Regions from separate parts of the Mus musculus genome. Here region 2 is linked to region 1. Evidence: chromatin contacts called from ENCODE Hi-C or POLR2A ChIA-PET data. All regions are on one chromosome and are shown on one strand. The core of a region is the stretch at or near the end of the contact, and the rest is flanking DNA. Distances in the headings are between cores, read along the strand shown.

Evidence for each region. A loop is a pair of places that touch in the nucleus more often than their neighbours do. ChIA-PET counts read pairs that join two places held with the same protein, here RNA polymerase II (POLR2A).
Region 2: POLR2A ChIA-PET joins it to region 1 with 17 read pairs in Patski. The contact joins the promoter of Pdia5 here to the promoter of Sema5b in region 1. A Hi-C loop is called at or near these places in 3 of 37 maps with a recorded cell type or tissue (ES-E14, Patski and mouse embryonic stem cell). POLR2A ChIA-PET finds 5 or more read pairs at or near these places in 4 of 5 experiments (Patski and embryonic stem cell).

What each region holds. Positions count from the first base shown.
Region 1 is chr16:35,539,941-35,544,876 of GRCm38, reverse strand. It overlaps Sema5b (sema domain, seven thrombospondin repeats (type 1 and type 1-like), transmembrane domain (TM) and short cytoplasmic domain, (semaphorin) 5B), which reads right to left and starts at 3,515. Exons shown (of 22, transcript NM_013661.2): 1 at 3,275-3,515.
Region 2 is chr16:35,489,284-35,494,569 of GRCm38, reverse strand. Pdia5 (protein disulfide isomerase associated 5) reads left to right here and starts at 3,697. Exons shown (of 17, transcript NM_028295.1): 1 at 3,697-3,841. The coding sequence starts at 3,806.

The DNA.
Region 1 (4,936 bases), core at 2,266-4,765:
ACCTAAGCATAATCATCTCTCAGAAGACTGGTATTTGGCCCTGGGGTGAGCGGAAGCTGAGGTCCATAATGGATGTAGAGCAGGGTTGGGGAATACTCCAGTGGCTCCCCGAGGTACAGAGAAACATAATAGCATCATGCCTGCCCCTCCAGAGCAGATATACTCATGTCTTAGAATCTTAATTTTTTTTTTTTTGAGACAGGGTTTCTCTGTATAGCCCTGGCTGTCCTGGAACTCACTCTGTAGACCAGGCTGGCCTCGAACTCAGAAATCCACCTGCCTCTGCCTCCCAAGTGCTGGGATTAAAGGCGTGTGCCACTACTGCCCGATTTTTTTTTTTTTTTTTAGCCTGTAAATATAGTGAGTCAGATCATTAAAAGCCACAAGTTTGATTTGTTTGGACCATTTCATCTGGATAGTTTGGCTTTCAACATCCAGTTGTCCTTAGACCCATCCATTCTAATTGCCTCCGCGATCATCACATTGTTGCCTGCCTTTCTTTCTGCAGAGTCTAAGTTTGTGATCTCCTCAGCAACAACAGTCTTGGAGCCCTCTACCATCTCTAACCTGGAGAAGAGCTGACTGACGAGGCCAGTCATGGTAATCCATACCTGTAATCCCAACACCCAAGAGGCTGAGGCAGGGGGAGTGTCGAGTCTGAGGTCAGCCTAGGCTATTGTCTCAAAGGGTCAAGGAGAATATGCTGGCGAGACAGCCCAGTGGTTAGAGACACTTGTTGCTCTTGCAGAGGACCTGGATTCACTCTCATGGTGGCTCTCAACCATCCACGGTCCTAGTTCCAAGGGATCCAACAGGCACACACATGGTACACATACACTCATGAAGACAAAGCATTCATATAAATAAAGTAAAACAAATAAATCTAAAAACAAAACAAAACAAAACTCTAAGCCTACATAAACCAAAGAATCGATGGAAGAAAGGACTTTCGAGCCGGGATCCATCCTATCCCAATGTAAAGATGTAATCAATCAGACTGCCTCTCAATCTCCCTGCCTTTTCTAGTCTGACCCTTGTCATTAGGGAACTCTCCCTCTCAGGCCCTTACCCTTCAGGATCCTCTTTGTAAACAGGCAGCTGGTGAGGAAGGACCCCAGTCCTGTTCCATCAAACTCACCAAGCCAATGTTCTCTTAGGAAAGCCTAAGCCCACCGCTTGGGCACCAAGCCTCACTGAGCAGGAATTCTGCCCTGAACCTCAACATTATTTTTATCAGCACCTAATACTGTGTGTTGCACAGCATAGGTGATTTAGAGATGCTTGAGGTTCACGTTGGTGGAGAGGTAGAGATGGGAGGCCTGCCATTCCTTTCTAAACTGGTGGCGATAGCTGGTGATAGGCAGAAAGGACTGACGGAAGGGGACACACACACACACACACACACCTGGTACACATACCTTTCTTGATTTGCCAGAGCCCAGGTGACCTTTACTCCTGGAGGATCCTCTCTAAAGCTCAGAAAGTCGAAGGTTCTTGTTGCTCACAGATCTCTCTCTCTCTCTCTCTCTCTCTCTCTCTCTCTCTCTCTCTCTCTCACACACACACACACACACACACACACACACACACACACACACACACACACCACTGTACTCTGGTTTTAACCCTTCTTTCCCCTGCACTGGGAAGAAGCTAGATTTGAGACAGGGTGTTTTCTTTCCAAGCCTCTTACTCTCACCCTCCCACACACCCTCGTACTGGTGAGGTCCCACTCTAAAGCTCGAATTCTCCTCTGCCCCTTCCTCAAGGTCGTGGGCTCCAGAAAGACAAGAAGCCACTTGTAAATGCCAAGAAAAAAAAACAAGGGGGGGTAAGGAAGACTGGAAAGGGGTGGACTAAAAGATGGGGGTGGGTAGGTAGGGAGGTTGAACAGAGCACCGCAGAATGAGGTCCAAGTCGGTACAGAATGCGGGTAGGCAATGGGAGAGCAGAGACGGGTGGAAGGAGATTGAATTTACAAAAGGGTGGAGAAAAGAGATCGGAGTTAGGGCCAGTGAAGGCAGGATCGTGTAGGTTCTAGACACAGTCAAACTTCCAATACCCCAGTCCTATTTGGCTGACCAAGAGCGCATGGCCCACTAAAGGTGGGCTGACCAGATGCGCTCTGTAGGCTCTTCTCCAATTATCAAAAGCCAGAAGAGGATCGCAGGCCTGGGGGCAAGGTCCCGAGGCCACCGCTCCAGATCCAAACTCAGCGCCTACTCATGTCTGGCGCAACGGGGCGAGACGACTCAGAACCGGGCCCCGGTAAAGCAACCAGAAGGGATGAGATCGGCGCTTCAGGTGGTCGTCTGGTTCTTTAAAGTTTGAGGCCCGCAACGGAGCCCACATCGTTCTGCCGATCCTCTTCACCTTCGCTTTTTCTCCGCGGGTCCTGCTGCTACTTCTGTCTCCGCTCCCGCCGGCTCGGGTCCCCGGATCCCCTTTCCTGTTCGCATCCCTCCTTGTGCCCAAGCGCAACCCCCCCCCCCATCCCTCCCTCCGCGCTGGATCTCCCGCACGACGTGAGCGGAAAGTGAATGGGCAGCCCCAATCACAAAGACAAATTACCATGAGAAAAATAAATCAGGAAATCGCCCCTTTAGTCCCAGGTTCCCGCCGCCGCACCCGCTTCACTGGCTGAGGCAGGAGCAAGGGGCCCCGGGCTGCTCCATCCAGGGCCTTAGAGGACACTGTGGGCTCCGAAGGGCCCAGTTAAGGCTGGAGTAGCCTAGGGGGTGGAGGGGTCTAGGAAGAATCAGGCGAGGGCCGGGTTGGTGGCGGCGGCATGGGGGACGTCCCTGCGCGGGAGATTTCACACTCTGGGCCGGCCACGCGTTCCCACGCGCCTCGCCGCCCGCACTCTTCCTCTGCCAGGTTTCCCCGCCCGCCCTCTGCTGAACCTCTGTCTCGGCCCAGTCTCCGTTCCTTTGCCCCCTCGCTCCCCCAGCCTTTCCCTGGTCAGTCCCCCTACTCCAGGCCCGCGATCTGGGTCTCCGCCGCGGCTGCAGCCTAGACGCGCTGATCGCAGCCCAGTGGAGCCAGAAGCCAGAGCGAGCGGGTGTCAGGAACGCAGCAGCTCCGGTGGCGCCCCAGCCGAGGTAGCCCCAGACAGCCCCGGGACCCGCGCTCCAGCCCCCTGAAGCCTCCCCAACGTGCCTCCAACTTACCAGCGCCCCCGGACTCCCACCCCTCTACCTATCCTAGTTGCTGAAGTTTGCAACTCACAGCCCCAGCTGGCGAGGGAAAAAGCTCCGGAAGCTCCCGGACTCACCTCCCGGCAGCACGCGCAGGTGCCGGGCTCCCCGCGGCCCTGGGCTCAGGGCGGTGCGGACCACAGCGACGAACCCGAGGGCTGGTGGCCGGTCTGGGAATGGGGCGGCCGAACAGCAAGGCTCCGGACTACGGGTTCAGCGCTCCGCCGCAGTCTCCGACTCCTGTCGGGCCCGGCTGCGCTCCGGCTGCTCCAACAGCCGCTGGATGCGCGGCCGACCGGCGGGGCTCGGCGGAGCTGGGCTCCAGCACCAACCCCCGCGCTCCAACTAGCTCCAGACCCCGCGCGCCGGAGCGAGCCGGGAGGAGGAGAGTGAGGGAGCAGGCGGTGGGGTGGGGGGGAGGCGTGGGGGAGGAGTTGGAAGCCAGAGGAGAGAAGGAGGGGAGCGGGGGAGAAAAGGAGGAGGGGGATGGAGAGGACCTGCGACTGCTGGCGCTTCACCCGCCAGCCCGGAGGAGAGCGGGAGAGCGCGAGGGGGCGCCCTGCATCCCGATTTCGCCCCCTAGCAGAACTCCGGCCCCTAGCTTGCGAGCTATGGGGATGGGTGGACAGAAGCTGCCTCTGTCCTAGGTCTCTAGCCTTTGCCATCTTTTGCTAGGTTTTACCTTACCGTTCTCTGCCATCCCCATCTCAAACCGACCCCAACTTGGAGCCTGAGAAAGCTCTCCCCCCAACACACACCCTGGGGTCCCCAATACCCCAGCCCCTTTAGCTGTGTAGAAACATTTTTCTGCCTGTGGATTTGAAATATGAATGAGAAAAGGACCGCGTACTAAACCCGGGAGATTGTAATCAACTCCAGCAACAGCGAGATGCTAAGCTGCTGGGCTGGACCGAAAAGCCAGAGCTGACCGGTTGCTAGTTAACCTCACAAGCTACAAGATCTTGGGTGAATCTCTCTAAGTCTCAGTTTCCTCGGCTGTAAATTGACGTTAGTGATGTGCACCCTACCGAACCTCGTATGAAGAACCAGCAGGGGATCCAGGGAGTGAAATGGCTTCAGGAACACTGGGAGGGTATCCAAAGAATGTTCAATCCTAGAGGAACGGAGTAATGTCCGCAGCAGAGGGACCCTTAGCGCAGCCACACCAAGCTAGGTGGGATTGTTTCCAAGTTAAGTGATCTAGTGTCGACAGAGAAAGTCGAGGAGCGCAAGCTTCAAATCCTAGATGCTAGGGCTACAAGCACGGATGGAAAGGGAGCCCTCTGCTGAACAGAAGAGGTACTTTAATTATAAAATAAGGTGAGCTAAGGAAGTGAAAAAGTGGGAAAGACAAAGGACCTGAACAATCAAAACAAGAGAAGTGTGCTTCTAAGAGAAAACCAGAGAAAACCGCCAAATAATGCTTTAGGGGAATAAAAACGCTAAGAGTCTCTCTGGAATGCTTTGGAGAATTAGAACCGATTCCAGGTGAAGCACTTCGTGTTACAAAATGAAACCTCGGAAAAATGCAGAAGGATGGAGATAGTGATGGAGGCGGTAGGAGTCCCAGGATGCAGGCAGTAGGAATCCCGGGATGCTTCCCTCCAGTACCTCCAGGGTAGTGGAACAGAAAGGGTGTGCTCTAAGGAAGCCCTTTATGAGGTGCTGTGAAAAGGGAAACAGTACCAGACCTCAGAGAGATAGTCTTTCTAGGGCAACAGAAAAATGCTGAAGCTCGT
Region 2 (5,286 bases), core at 2,448-4,947, 50 kb after region 1:
GGACACAGAACTAACACAGGGAAGGATTTGGCTTTTCTCACAAGCTTCATTTTTGCAGATGGGAAAGAGACTCCCAGAGAAGAGTGTGAGTTGTGAGCTTGAAGTTGCTGAATGTGTTGGGGAAGCCATGCCTCCAACCTGCGTTTGAAATCTCTGAAGTTTCTTAACATGACTTCATAGAGCCATTCTCCCAGGCTGCACTAGAAACAGCCATGGCTCAGGTCCTGCCTGGAGCCCTGGAAGTGGGATGGTAAACAGGAAAAGAAACAGACAACAAATACAACTAAACATGGTATCCACTGGGATTGGTTCCTAGAACACCCCCATCATCCATATAGACACTGAACTCCAGGCAGAATGCCTTGTGTAAAACAGATGAACATTTGCACATAGCCTTGTCCACTTCACATCATCTCTACATTACTTATGTCACTTAATGCAATGCAAATGTTATGTAAATAGAAGTTCCACTTCAATGTTTAGGGGAAAATAACAAGGAAGAAATCTATGCAGGCTCAGTATGGCTAAAGATCTTTTTGCAGAATTTTTTAAACCCACAGTTGGTTGGATTTGTGAGTGTCAAACACATGGATAAAAACAGAATAAAAAATGCAGACCGGCCAGGCAGTGGTGGCACACGCCTTTAATCCCAGCACTTGGGAGGCAGAGGTAGGCGGATTCCTGAGTTCAAGGCCAGCCTGGTCTACAGAGGGAGTTCCAGGACAGCCAGGGCTGTAAAGAAAAATCCTGTCTCAAAAACAAAAACAAAAAAGTGCAGACTGTGGTCTGTGCAGGCAAAGCAGGGACAGAAAGCTAGGAAATTAGGAGGCTCAGGGAGGTTAGGGTGAAATTGCCTTTTATGGTTTGCTGTGGACAAGTGACAGAGGAGAGCTCTCAAGGATTAGAACGTGCCAGTCAAACAAAGGCCTGGAAAGAACAGGAGGTAGGAGCTGCTCCTGGGATGGGTCCCAGGAAATACTGCTATGAGTGACAGCAGCTCAACAAGCCAGAGTGGGACCAAAATCTGGGAGAGGTCTAAAGGGCAGACACAGGGCTGCAAGTCATGGAGGAGTTTGTTATTACAAGGCAGTGGTTCTCAACCTGTGGGTAGAGACCCCTTTAGGGGTTGGACAACCTTTCACAGAGTTCACATATCAGATATCCCTCATATTGGCTATTAACATTACGATTCATAACAGTAGCAAAAATTACAGTTATGAAGTAACAATGAAGATAACTTTATGGTTGGGGCGTCACTATAACATGAGGTACTGTATTAAAGGGCATGAGGCACTGTATTAAACAGCATTAGGAAGGTTGAGAACCTCTGGTCTAAGGGAAACAGGGAACCATTGGAAGGCTTTGGGGACATGACCAGCAAGACCTAAGTGACAATACCGTATGGATCATTAGGAATAGCAGGCACAGAGACTGCTGTTACCTTCACCAAGTGGGGCACACTAGTGACAGCAGGTGTGACAGAATGCCTGTATTTTGGAAGTAGAATTAACAGAACACAGTAAGGACTTAGATGGGTCTCTTGAGAAGGGGTGAGCCAAGAATGACAGCTAGGTGTGTATGGCCTTGAGACTTTAGCCTGACCGAGAGACGGAACTTGGAGCCTGCAGGTCAGGAGCAGCAATTGTTCCTGGGTCAGGTTATTCTGCATAGTCTTCCACCTCCACAAGTTCCATTTCAGCTGGCCTAAGGACTACATCAGCAGTCTCTACTTAAGATGCAACTCTCTGTTGGGCTAATTACCCAAGTCATCTTCATAATCAATAAAAGCAAGTGACTTAGGACACAGCCCTATCTCTGGGGACTTACCCCAAAGCAGCACATGCAACAATTTCCTGAATAACATTGATGAAACAATGAGATGGTTGCTACAATGTGGCAGTTAGCTCCCATGTACAATGTGATGGTTGCTACTGTGATGCTGTGAGCACTCCTGACACAAAGTGATGTAGGCTTGTGTGTTTGTTTACACACAGTGTTTCTGGAAGGCAAGACAGCTAAAGACTAACAATGGGTATGCACTAAAGGTAAGGAGTAGACACCTGGAAACTGGGGGATGAGAGAGGCTTTAGACAGCTGGCAACGTTTATTCAGGGAATATCTCCCAACTCCTCAATGTGCACTTCCTCTGTCCATTTTATTATTCTCCATTTGCATCCTTATGACGGAGTAGTTGTCCAACAAACATTCCTAAATGAAGTGACAAGCTGATGGTGCGCGTGACAAAGAGGATTCAAAAGAGGATTTTTTGTTTTGTTGTACATAAAAGACCTGTCTTATGTCTATGGGTGTTTTTTTTTTTTTTTTTTGTTGTTGGTTTTTGTTTGTTTGTTTTTTGGGTTTTTCGAGTCAGGGTTTCTCTGTATAGCCCTGGCTGTCCTGGAACTCACTTTATAGACCAGGCTGGTCTCGAACTCAGAAATCCGCCTGCCTCTACCTCCCGAGTGCTGGGATTAAAGGCGTGCACCACCCTACCCATATGTAGGAGTACCACAATCATATCTTGTGCCCTTGGAGATCAGATACCCTGGAATTGGGGTTACAGGATGGTTGTTAGTTGCTATGTGGGAGCCAACAGCAGCAAGTGCTCCTAAATAATGTACCCATTGTCCAGCTCCCATTTTACATTTTTTGTTCAGGTAATTAGCATTCATTTAACATCAATTAACTATTTAAATGATACAGTTTGGTGGCATTTAATACATTCATAATGCTGTGCTGCTTCCCCTTTTATCTAGCTCTGAAAGATTTTCATCCTCATCAATGGATTTCTGAACTGAAATTCCTTTCCTCCATTCCCCAGGTCAGAGTAATCTGTTTACACAAAATGCAAACAAACAAACCAAAAAAAAAAAAACAAAACCAAAACCATTTTTTCCAATTTTTGTATATTTTATATAAATGCAATCATACAATATACAACATTTTGCATTTGGCTTTTTAAGAATCAGCATCATATATTTTTGATATTTGTTAACATGGTTGTGTGAATTTCTTTTTATTGGATGAATAGTATTCCGTTGTACCGGTGTATATCACATTTTCTGTATTTGTCTTTTGAGGATATTTAGACTCACTCTTTCTTTCTTTCTTTCTTTCTTTCTTTCTTTCTTCCTTTCTTTCTTCTTTGACTATCATAAACAGCGCTGCTAGGAACATTGGTGTGCTAGTACTACTTGAACACACTTTTCGATTCTTTTGAGTATATGGTTAAGGAGTAAGGGGATAGTGTGGTGATCTATACTTAATATTTTTTGGGCTCTCTAAATTGTTTTCCCGACACCTCAATAATGTTTTGTCAAGGGGAAAAAAAAAGCCTCGGGAGCAGATGGCATTTTCCATCCTCCACAGGCCATCATAGACTTTACAATTAGTACCTACAGTCAAATGACTGGAATTCTCTGGGTTGCCTGCTAATCCTCGGGGTGGGGAAACTAACTTCTGGGGGCAGAGTGAGTTGTTGGTTCTGATTCTGCGGGCACAGAGCAAGGCTCCTTAGTGAACAACTGTCCCTACTCCCCAGCCTCCCTGCCCCCCATCCTCACAGCTGCTACTCTGCGTCCTCAGGCAAAGTCCGAGGCAGAGGCATCCCGAGCTTCTCGTGAACTACAACTCCCGGCAGGCTCCTTCCCGGGCCGCCTCTCCTAGCCTGGTGCGCATGCTTTGGCAGACGTGGCACCGGGAACTCGGAGGCGGGGAGCGGCTGTGAAGTGGCCGTAGCTGTTGGCCGAGGTGGAGCTGGCAGGCGTGCGCGGGAGCCGGGTGCAGACGGCAGGAGGCGGCGGGGATGGCGCGGGCGTGGGGGCTGCTACTGGCGATTGGGGTGAGGCTGTGGGCCGGCGACACGTGCGTCCCGCATGGCCGTGGGAGCGCGCGGTCCGGGTTGGTTGGGGGCGTGCTCGCCGGGTGGCAATAGGGTCTTTGGTCCTCTGCTCTCCACTGGGGCCGGGCCGGGTGATCCCTCTCTCCGGGTTCGCGCTCCCGCACAACTTTGCGGGGACGCAGGTCTGGGATGTCCTTAGCCTAAGCAGGACTCCCCGGGCGGTGCTTGCACCTGTGTGAGTGTGGGGTGGAGGCTGCCTTCCACTTGCGCAGCAGGAACACTTGCTCGTGGGTTGGACCCCCGGAGAAAGGGCGCGTGACGGGTTGGGTGGGGTCACCACCTCCAAGAGTTCTGCTCCCACGGTGATGCCGGCTCCAGCCCCGGCCACTTTCGAGCTGTGTGTGTGGCGCCCTGGATCTGTAAACGTGTCTGCGTTCCTTCTATGAGATGGGAAACCGTAAAGATACCCGCTAAGGAGGTTGTCAGACGGGTCGGCTGAGGAGTCGGTGGAACCAGCTCCGGAGACTGCAAAATGATACCGGAGTGATACAGAAGTGGAGGAGGGGTGAACCGTGGTGCAGACTATGTGGGGATGGGAGGACTTTCCCGAACAAGCATCCCCCGAGAAGAAGTGGGGACTGGGGACGGGTTTGCCCCTGGGGCTGAGGTGTGGTTGTGGGTGTGTGACAGGATGTAGTTGCCTTCTTCCACATCTCTCTCGTAACTTCTTGTCTCCCTTGTGTTGGGTCCATCTCCTTATGGCCACCGCCACTATCACCAAGTTCGGAAGACTTACTTGCCCCTACCACTCCACTGTTTTCCCTTTGGGTGTGGCAAGGATGCTGGGCAGATGGGGGGGGGTGTGGTGGAAAGGGAGGGGTGATTAGATCTAAACGCTTGAACTCCGCAGTGCCCTGTCCTTTGGGATCACCAGTTAAAGGAGTGACATCGAGTTTTCTGTTATGTGGAAGAAGGTGTCAAAGGAAGCTCCCTGTTCCCAGTTCTGCATCCTCCGTCTAGGAGAGATCTAGTAGGTTACCGCGAAGCTTTGGGGTGCTGGTGGTGTGCCATGATGTTTGACATAAGTTTCCTGGAGCCAGTTGGGCTGACTCCCATCAGGATGTCAGTCCTTGAACTCTGAGGGAGGAGGGTTTTGCTTTCTTCCTTTTTCCCTCCCTTCAGTAAAAACAAGAGCCCAGGGGACTGACCTTTTACTCTGTAAACATTTATCAACCACATTGTTTGCCACCGGGTTGAATTTTGGGTGGGGAGCAAACTACACTCTGCGCCTGCCTTCAGGTGTTGCCCTCGGCTGAACAGCAGTCAATCCTGTGAGCAAATACTGTTCGAAGGACAAGAGCTAATACCCTAACTGCTGCCAGCCTGCCACAGGAGAGCCATACATTATCTGAGGTGGAGAGTCCCCACAGGGAGAGGTCACATCT